Linked DNA regions of Homo sapiens: region 2 is linked to region 1. Evidence: chromatin loops called from intact Hi-C (ENCODE). Cell type or tissue: tibial artery. All regions are shown on one strand. Links, peaks and the distances in the headings refer to the core of each region. The heading gives the core; the rest is flanking DNA.

Region 1 (5,395 bases), core at 333-5,332:
CTACGTTTATTCAATTATTATTCCTTTTGGGTTGGGTTAAAATAATTCCTTTTTCGAATTGACAGTTCTTCTAAGATGTGAAGATATCCTCTTCCCTTCCAGGCCCCAGCTCCTCTCTTTTCCAGCTAAAGTATACCAGAATTTTCCCAAGGCTTACCTGTGAGCATCTCACACTTGGTTGTCCTCCTCTGGACCAGCCCATTTAGTAAGCATCACTCTGTGTGTGCAGATATGTAGATATACATGTATATACATATATACAGTAGCCTAATGTTATAGAGTATAATAAAATTCTTGAAAATGAGACAGAGTTATCATTGACTTACCAATTATTATCTTGTCCTGGATAGGATTCAGGCATCTGCATCCTCTATCTTTATAAAAATCAGCCAAACACACACTTCAGTCTTTTTTTATTTTGAGACAGGGTCTCACTCTGTCACCCAGGCTGGAGTGCGGTGGTGTGATCATGGCTCACTGCAGCCTTGACCTCCTGGGCTCAAGCCATCCCTCTGCCTCAGCCTCCCAAGTAGCTGGCACCACAGGCACATGCGGTCACACTAGGCTAAGAGTGTGTGTGTGTGTGTATTTTTGTAGAGATAAAGTTTCACAGTGTTTCCTAGGCTGGGCCTGGGGCTTGAACTCCTGGGCTCAAAGGACCCTCCCACCTTGGCCTCCCAAAGTGCTGGAATTACAGCAGTGAGCCACCACGCCCACCCTCAGTCTTTATATTATGCTAATGGAGGATGGTGTGTTTGCAGGTTGGGAGGTGCTGTCATATTTTAATTAAGTGTTATTCTGTCTCTATAAACATTCAAATGCCAGTAGAGAATAATTCAAATTTTAACTGAAGTAACTGATAGTCTGTAATTACCAATTTTATAGTTGCCAAGTTTTTTTCAGACACTTATATGAAACCATTGCTTCATTGTAGCAAGGGCGCACTCCTACAGAACATTTTATTTAGCTGTCAATCCATTCATATGGGAATGTAAGTACACTTAGTTTTATTTGTTCTCTTAAAGAAACAACCATCTTAAAAATAAAATGAGCATACTAGCTTTCAAGAATGCAGCTATTTAATAGGTAGCCTCTGTCACAGACAAAATAAATGGTACCTAATTCATAAAAAGTTAAAATTTAGTCACATTCTGGGCAAATTAGCAGGTTGAAATATTGGTGGTATTCTCATAATAGCTAGACTGCAATTCTGAGAAAACTATGCTGTTTTATTGTAACTAGCAGGCCTAGAAGTCTTGTAGGCTTTCAAATCTCTGGGCATAATTTTCTGTGGTCCTACGACCTAAAGCAAAGTAAATTGCAGGATTAAAATTTGCAAAGACTGAGTGACAGTACTGCCCTAAATTCACAAAATTTTCACACACAGAACGTTGTAATTTTCACATTAGACATCTAGTCTTGTTTCTATACCTATGAGTAACTTATTTAAACCCATTCAAACTGTTTTATTTAGCATAATGATGCTATGTTAATGTTTAATTCTCTTTTATATGAAATTTGAGTGAGCAAAGAAAAATATCACATTGGTCCAGAAACCTTTTAATATTTTTGTCGTCTTAAGGTAAAGAGCTATAATTCTGGTTATCTCTAGGTAAAATGCAGCAGTGATATTCACAACACAGAATTGAAGCTTTTAACTGAGTATGACCTGCACTTAGATTTTGGAAAAATTAACAATTTTGCTTTGGATGCCATTATCCTTCCTCACTTGCTGAACAAGAATGTTCCTATCCTTTGCAAAATAAGACCTAGGATTTCCCTTGAATCTGTATTTAAATTTGTGATATGATAATAATATAAAAATAAATGTGCCTACCAAATACAAATGTTCTTAACCTACTACAAAATTAAAATTACCATTATAGCTATTTCTGCTTATAAACTCCATTCGTTTTCAGAGGTTGCTGCTTTCTCCCTAATGGCTCCTTGAAATTATGACCAGCTGTTCTTGTTACTTAAATGTTTGATAGGAAAACACCTGGAAATAAATGACTTCCACAGGGAGCTATGTTGCGCCATTTGCCAAAGAAAAGGTGGGGGGGAGCATAAATGACTAAAAATGAACAACTTTGCTACTCTATTTTTATGAAAATAGCATCTTAAGGTACAGATTTCATATATGTAGGAAATCTTAAGTTTTATAAAAATTTGACTAAGAATGCTGTCTTCAGATTTACTATTTTTATGTTAATCTAATATAAATACTATAGTTGACTTCATCTGTTTTATATTTTTATCCTTAGAGCTAAAAGTACATATGGCTAATGAATTAAAACTATAATATTTAATATATACTTGCAAAACAATATATTGTAGAACCGTAAAATTTTCTGCTTTGAACTTATGCTGAACCCCTTGCCCCCGATACCAAGATGCTAACCCATATCTTCTACCTTCCTTCTTGGAATCAACAATTCCAAAACGGAACATAAATGGCACAGACAGGCCAGATTGCAAAGACAAACCGTTCTGTAATATGTGTGCCTATGATTTTATGGCTTGTTCCAAGTGTGGTATTGAGATCCAGTATGAAACCAGTATGCCATTATTTCACTCTTGTAAATACATGTGCATGCATGGATGCACACACATGCACAGACACACATTATAGAATTATAGAATGTGTATACACATTCTATAACCTGTAGAAAATGTCAAGAAGTAGACATAGTAAACTACTAGCGGTAATTTCTTCTGGGGTTAGAACTAGAATTGGGCAGAAGCAGAAATTGCAATTTTGCTCTACTTGATTTTCAATGTTTTACATTTAAAAGAACCAAAAAAGAAAAACAACAAAGTAACTGACTTTGCTACTGATAGCCTTATAATGAATGTTTTGCTTGTGAGTATAATCTTCTCACCATACCTAGGCCTAAGTTTCCATGGCCGGTACCATGTACTTTCTCATGCATCATTGCTTAAGTTCCTTGTGACAGCTCTCTACAGGTGTTAGCATAAATATTCTTGTTTTTATTTTACGGACTAGTACAATGGTCTTTAAACAAAGTTTATCAATAGAGTTGAACCATTTCATATGGAGATGCAGAGTGAGAACCTGCAAAGTTTGTCTTTCTGTGCCTGGCTTATTTCACGTAATGTAATATCTCCAGTTCCATCCATGTTGTGTTGCAAATGTCAATCTCATTCTTTTTTATGGCTGAGTAGTACTCCACTATGTATATGTACCACCTTTTCTTTATCCATTCATCTGTTGATGAACACTGAGGTTTCTTCCAAATCTGAGCTATCATGAACAGTGCCGCAACACACATGGGAGTGCAGATATCTCTTTGATGTACTGATTTCTTTTCTTTTGGATATATACCCATGTACTAGTTCATTCTCACGCTGCTATAAAGAACTGCCCAAGACTGGGTAATTTATAAGGGAAAGAGGTTTGATTTACTGCTGTATCCCATAGGTTTTTGTATGTTATGTTTCCATTATCATTTCTTTTAAGAAATGTTTTAATTTCTTAATTTCTTCACTGACTCACTGGTTATTAAGGAGTGTATTGTTTAATTTCCATGTATTCATGTAGTTTTCAAGATTCCTCTCGTTATTAATTTTTAGTTTTAGTCCATTGCAGTCAAAAAAGATGCTTGATATTATCTTAATTTTTTTGAAAGTTTTAAGACTTGTTCTGTGACCTATCACATAGTCTATCCTTGAGAATGATCCATGTGCCAAGGAAAAGAATGTGCATTTTGCAGCCATAGGATGAAATGTTCTGTAGATATCTTTTAGATCCATTTGGTCTACAGTGCAGATTAAGTCTAATGTTGCTTTATTTTGTTTGTTGATTTTCTGTATGGAAGATCTGTCCAGTGCTGAAAGTGGGGTGTTGAAGTCTCCAGCTATTGTATTGGAGCCTCTCACATTAGCTCTAATAATAGCTGCTTTTTATATACCTGGGTGCTCCAGTGTTGGGTCATATATATTTAAAATTGTTATATTTTCTGCTGAAATGATTCCTTTATCATTATACAGTGACCTTCTATATCACTTCTTACAGTTTTTTTCTTGAAATCTATTTTGTCTGATGTAAATATAGCAACTCCTGATCTTTTTTTTGTTTCCATTAGCATGGAATATCTTTTTCCATTCCTTTATTTTCAGTCTATGTGTGCATTTATAGGTGAAGTGTGTTTGTTTTAGGCAACAGATCAATGGTTCTTGTGTTTTCATCCATTCGGCCAGTTGATGTCTTTTGGTTGGAGCATTCAGTCCATTTATATTTAATGTTATTATTGATAAGTAAGGACTTACTCCTGCCATTTTGTTATTTTTTTTCTGGTTCTTTTGTGGTCTTCTTTTCCTTTTTGCTTTCTTTCCTGTCTTCCTTTAGCACAGGTGATTTTTTTTTCTGGTGATACAATTTAGTTTTTTGCTTTTTATTTTTTGTGTATCTGTTGTATACTTTTGGTTTGAGTTTGCCATGAGGCTTACAAGTACTATCTTTAACCATTATTTAAACTTGATAATAACTTAACACTGTTTGCACAAACAAACAAGCAAAAAGAAAACTAATAAAAACTCTATACCTTAACTTCATCACCCCACTTTTTAACTTTTTGTTGTTTTTATTTATGTCTTACTGTACTGTCTATATCTTGAAAAGTTGCTGTAGTTATTATTTATGATTGGTTCATCATTTAATCTTTCAACATAAGAGTAGTTTTCATAACACAGTTACAGTGTTATAATATTCTGTTTTTCTGTGTACTTACCATTACCAGTGAGTTTTCTATCTTCAGGTGATTACTTATTGCTCAGTAACATCCTTTTCTTTCTGATTGAAGGACTTTAGCATTTCTTGCAGGACAGGTGTGGTGTTGATGAGATCCCTCAGCTTTTGTTTGAGAAAGTCTTTATTTCTCCTGCATATTTGAAGGATTATTTCACCAGATATACTATTTGAGGGTAAAAGTTTTATTCCTTCAGCACTTTAAATATGCCATGACACTCTTTCCTGGCCTGTAAGGTTTCCAGTGGAATGTCTGCTGCCAGATACATTGGAGCTTTATTGCATGTTACTGGTTTCGTTTCTCTTGCTGCTTTTAGGATCCTTTCTTTATGCTTGATATTTGGGGTTTGATTATTAAATCCCTTGAGGTAGTCTTCTTTGGGTAACATTTGCTTGGTGTTCTATAATCTTCTTGTACTTGGATATTGATATTCCTCTAGGTTTAGGAAGTTCTCTGTTACTATCCCTTTGAATAAACTTTCTGCCCCTGTCTCTTTCTCTACCTCCTGTTTAAGGCCAATAAGTCTTAAATTTGCCCTTTTGAGGCTATTTTCTAGATTCTATAGATATGCTTCATTGTTTTTTATTCTTTTGTCTCCTCTGACTGTGTATTTTCAAGTAGCCTGC
Region 2 (5,395 bases), core at 72-5,071, 66 kb after region 1:
TCTTGCTCTGTCGCCCGGGCTGGAGTGCAGTGGTGCAATCTCAGCTCACTGCAACCTCTGCCGCCCGGGTTCAAGCAATTCTCCTGCCTCAGCCTCCTGAGTGGCTGGGATTACAGGCGCCCACCACCACGCCCGGCTAATTTTTGTATTTTTAGTAGAGACGGGGTTTCAGCATCTTGACCAGGCTGGTCTTGAACTCCTGACCTCGTGAACCACCCACCTTGGCCTCCCAAAGTGCTGGGATTACAGGCGTGGACCACTGTGCCTGACCCAAAGAATGTTTTTATAGAGAAATTTAAAAAATGTTTAAAAGTTTAGGAATTTTTTAAAAAAAATCAGAAAATTAGGCAACATGGCAAAACCTTGTCTCCTAAAAATGCAAAAGTTAGCCAGGCACAGTGGCACACGCTTGTAGTCCCAGCTTCTTGGGAGGCTGAATAGGGAGGATTGCTTGAGTCTGGAAGGTAGAGGTTGCAGTGAACCAAGATCACACCACTGCACTCCAGCCTGGGGGGACAGATTGAAACCCTGTCTCAAAAAAAAAAAAAAAAATCAGAAAATATTGTGAAATGTAGAAAACTTTGAAATAAAAGAGGAAAGAAATGCATAATAGGCACGCAATCTCTCTGACAATAAATTAAGGGAACGTTATGTGTAAAACTTGGTGAAGTTTGCTTTGAAGGAAAATAGACGTCAGAAAAAAAAATTTAGGTATTTTCTCATTCCTTAATTGCCACAGGTCCAACTTTCTTAAAGGAAATTTTTATAGGAATTTTTTACAGCAAAATGACAGAACAAGATATACTCATCTAGGAACTGACCCCATGTAGCATTTTTCAATACAAATTGAAACACTTTGGTGATGGATCAGTTTACCAGGGAAGAATTAAATAATCCTTGCCCTGAAATGTATTATCTGGGATCTCACGGGGAGAGCATTACATGTGGGGGCAGCTCTAATTACAAGAAATAATTGCAGGTGAACGCAAGGCAGTTCCCCACCTTAGATGATGAATTATACTGAGAGGCAAGGACACCATATGTGAAATGCTAATGCTTTCATCACTATGACATTGCAAGGAAATCTCACACCCAAAAGCAAAACCCAAGGAAAAGCACATTTGACAAATACTGCTAACGGGAACCAGTTATTCCATTTGCAATTTGCAATGGATTCTTACTCAGTAAATATATACCATAGATTTAGTACCTACAGATATATTTATTTACTAATAGTAAAAGTCTCTAAGATCAAAGAGTGAATCAATTGCAATGGGATAGCCTAGGAAAAGCATCTTTGCTAAATGCTATATAACTTGAGGGCATATTCCAGATCTGAACATGACTGGCAAAATCCATAACTATAATTCCTTGTGACTCATGAATATTGATTGCTGGTAATTTCTAATTTCATTAGCATTTAAACCACCTTGAAATTACCTGGGGAGCTTTAAAAGTACTGATGCTAGGTTCCACCCTCTAAGATTATGATTTAATTTTAATTAGTCAGGGTAGTGGCCTGGGAATCAAGATTTTTTAAAGTTGTCCAGGTCATTTTAATGAACAACGAGGGTTTGAGAACCACTGCTTTATGGGCACAGGAGACCTCATCTTCTCCCTTAAAATCTCACTGATTTGCTTAACACGATGTTGTGGCTTTTCCTCACTCATTCACTTCTTTGCAATTATTTCTGTAAGACTGCAAGACTTATAATCACTCCCAGTTACCAAGCAGTGTGTGAGACCTGGGGAGATCAGCGCTGTACAGTTCTGGGAAAGGCTCCCTTAGTATTTCCTCCCTGTAAAGTCACAATCTGCCAAATGCCACTTTCCTCAAGGTCCCCATTACTGTGCAAAACTTCCCACAGATTGTCAGGATATTCTCCAGGCCCTGGTACACAATATAACACAGAGCTCTTTGAAAAGTCTTTGAGTGCAGGAGGCAGGCTGGTATTTAAATATCCAGAACAAATATCATGACATTTCTCAATCCCCCTCATTAGCCTCCAGACCTATTTGAAGACATAGCCTACATTTCACTGTAGTTTTCCTCTCTTCATTTTGACCAATCCCCAGTTAACTCTTGTTTCTCAGCTTCTTATTTCTCTTTATTCTTGCCTCCTATTGTATGAGTGAATATGTCTCCTTATTCTCCAGTTTCAAGAGGAATTCTGCTTCTATGAGTTTATAGAAATGAACATATATTTACATAATATTGTATATGTAAGGATGCTCACATGCAAGCAACATTGTTGACCCTAGCAAATAATTTGAAGACACCTGTCTCTCAATAAGATAACGGTTCATAAATCTATGGTATCTTCATCCCATGCATTATTAATAATACTAAAAGGAAGGAAGTACTTCTGTTTATACCAACATGGAAAATCTCTAATACAGGAGTCTCCAACCCCCGCCACAGACCGTTGTTGCCTGTTAGGAACCTGACCACATAGCAGGAGGTGAGCTGCAAGTGAGCAAGCATTACTGCCTGAGATCTGGCTGCTGTCAGATCAGCAGTGGCATTGGATTCTCATAGGAGCATAAACCCTATTGTGAACTGTGCATGCAAAGGATCTAGGCTGCATGCTCCATATGAGAATCTAATGCCTGACGATCTGAGGTGGAACGGTTTTATCCCGAAACCAGTCTGTGGAAAAGTTCTCTTTAACAAAACCAGCCACTGCTGTTAAAAAGTTTGGGGACTGCTGCTGTAATAGATATTCTTAAATGAAAGCATATTGTAGAATATGTATAGTATTATCTCTGTAATGTAAAAAACATAAAATATTAGTTGTCTATATAGAAACACAAACACATACCATAAATATAAGTATATATATGCACACATAAACACATAGATGCACACATAAATGCAAAGAGAATGGGGTGCAGAAGAATCTTCCAAACTGTCAATAGTGATTACACATTGAGAAGTGTGTAGAATTGGGAGCAGAGTGGGATGAAAGAAAATTTATACTTCTTACTTTAACCATTTATATAATTTCCACATTTTTTACACATAATTATGGATTTTTTTATCACTTTTAAATGAGAAAATTACCCACCAAATATAGTCATTGGTATTATAGTCATTAAGTCGTTGGTAAAAAAAATGGCAAGATTTTCAGTGCAATAGTGGGGTTGGAGGTCATCCTCAGACTTTTTGTTGCATAAACTTATTATAATAAATCTACTGGCATATACCCAAGAGTGAATCTGGTTTTATAGGAGCCAAAATTTATACCAATTTGGGAATCTCTCTTTAAGGAAAAAAAGCAGAAAGTTGTTAAAATTATATTAGAATAAGAAATAACAACTGTCAAATCAGAAAATATTCAGAAAAATACAATATTTTTAATAGTTTCACACAAACCAGTCATTTTCCAGATGTTAGCATCTGCTCTGGACAGTTTAATACCTTGCTTCTCCTACTACTTATAGTGCCAAGAGTTGTAAGATACATTTCTATCACTGTCGACTTTCTGGTCCTGTATTTTGAAATCATGTTGCAAGATGGGTCAACAAGGTGGGTAGTAAGAATACTCCTGAAAGACATTCCTATACGGATATGGCTAGTACTAATTTAATTATCCATGGAAGTAACAGCCATAAAATCTATGACATTAATACTAACCAAATGTATCTCTGAATTAATGTCCCTTTAGCAGGGTTTCTAAAGTACTTATGACCTTTCCCAGACTCTCTGACAGGAAGAGAATTGTGATAGGGAGACCAGTCTTTTTTTGTGAATGCATGATTAAAAATATCTCGGGAATATCAAGATCATGATGGGGAGACTGTCAGAAATATATATGAAAGACTTTAAAATGAGCAAAAATAATAAGAGGGTATTCTGGCTAGTATACCCTTCCAGATTGTCTAGTGTAAACATAACCCAAATATACTGATTATATCACAAATCTCTTTTAGCAGTTTAGCAGCTGGGATATTTTAAGACACCACAATGTCAACTCTCTGTCTTCTATTAAGATCTAATGACATCATTCTCTGCTTTAAAACCTGTGATAGGTCTTAACTGCTCTGGCCTGATTCCAAAGCTTGATATTGAGGGATTTCATAATTTGGTCCTGTCCCAAATTTCACATCTTCCCATTTACCTGCAGGGGTGTCCCCACCCATGTCCACACCCACATCCACCTACCTGAGAGATAATTTTCCAGCCAAAATGCCCTTCCATGCCCCACTGCCTTTTCAAATATTTGCCCTTTCCTCTTTTTTTTCAGTAAAAACCATACTTACCCTACAGGACTCAACTCAAATCCTGCCTTCTTCATAACGTATAGCACATTCTGTCTCATTGGAATTCATTGCTTCTTCAGTCTCCCCAGACATTTTGCATGGGATTCTATTATTACACATAACATAACACATAGCATCATCAAGCTTAGAGCTGTAATTGTACCCATGTGAACTATATGGGACCCAAGTGGATCTTACTGATCTCTGATACACGTGCATGGAACAAAGGCTCAGTAAATCTTTGTGGACATGAATTAGGCCGGATAATTGCGAAATTATGTCACTGAAAGTCAGTCTTGTTAGAAAACCTGTGAAATGCCAAATGTGGCCTTTACTAAAGGTTGTATAAGAGAATTACTAAGCAGCTATTGTACCCTAGTGTTAAGACATATTTCTTCCAAAAAGATGTTGAACTCATGACTGTCATACAGATAGAAAATGAATGCTTGTAAAAGATTTTATTTAACTTATTAATTAACAAGGGCATCAGTAAGAAGTTAAAATTTGTTCAAAGAATTCTGAGAAGATAGATTTAAATAGGCAATCTGGAATACTAAAATGAATTCATAAACAGAGGCAAAACTGGTGAATAGTCACAAAGCAACAATCAATTATTCAGTACCAGACAAAATGTATTCACGTTTGTATGGACAATAATCATCTGCATTACCATCAGCTTTCTACAACTTAGAGAGTTGTAAATAGCTCAAAGCCAATGAAAGACCCAGTTAAGCTGCAAGCGTACCCTAGAAAGAACATCCATTTATCATTTTTGCTCATTTCAAAGTCTTTCCCATTTTTTACTAACAGCTTTCCTCCTACAGTCATAAGTACAGAGATTATTCTTTTTTTTTTTTTTCTTTTTTTTTTTTGGTTTTGAGATAGGGTGTCACTCTGTGGCCCAGGCTGGAGTGCAGTGGCACAATCTCTCTGCTCACTGCAACCTCCACCTCCTGGGTTAAAGCAATTCTCCTGCCTCAGCCTCCCGAGTAGCTGGGAGTACAGGTGCCTGCCACTACCCCTGGCTAAATTTTTGTATTGTTAGTAGAGACAGGGTTTCTCCATGTTGGCCAGGCTGGTCTTGAACTCCTGACATCAAGTGATGTACCCGCCTTGGCCTCCCAAAGTGCTG

What was found. Peaks named below come from ENCODE experiments on the same cell type or tissue, not always from the same donor. Only the 100,000 strongest peaks of a DNase experiment are listed, where the experiment ranks them.
Region 2: it touches region 1 in a loop (3-fold over the local background); 1 of 110 quality-filtered maps calls a loop at or near these places.

Annotation. Positions count from the first base shown.
Region 1 is chr16:77,031,712-77,037,106 of GRCh38, forward strand. No RefSeq gene overlaps it. Among named protein-coding and RNA genes, the nearest start is that of MON1B, 160 kb to the right of the region's middle. In tibial artery, for the core only: no CTCF peak of the experiment used is centred there; no DNase peak of the experiment used is centred there.
Region 2 is chr16:77,098,056-77,103,450 of GRCh38, forward strand. No RefSeq gene overlaps it. Among named protein-coding and RNA genes, the nearest start is that of MON1B, 90 kb to the right of the region's middle. In tibial artery, for the core only: no CTCF peak of the experiment used is centred there; a DNase peak (open chromatin) is centred at 2,616.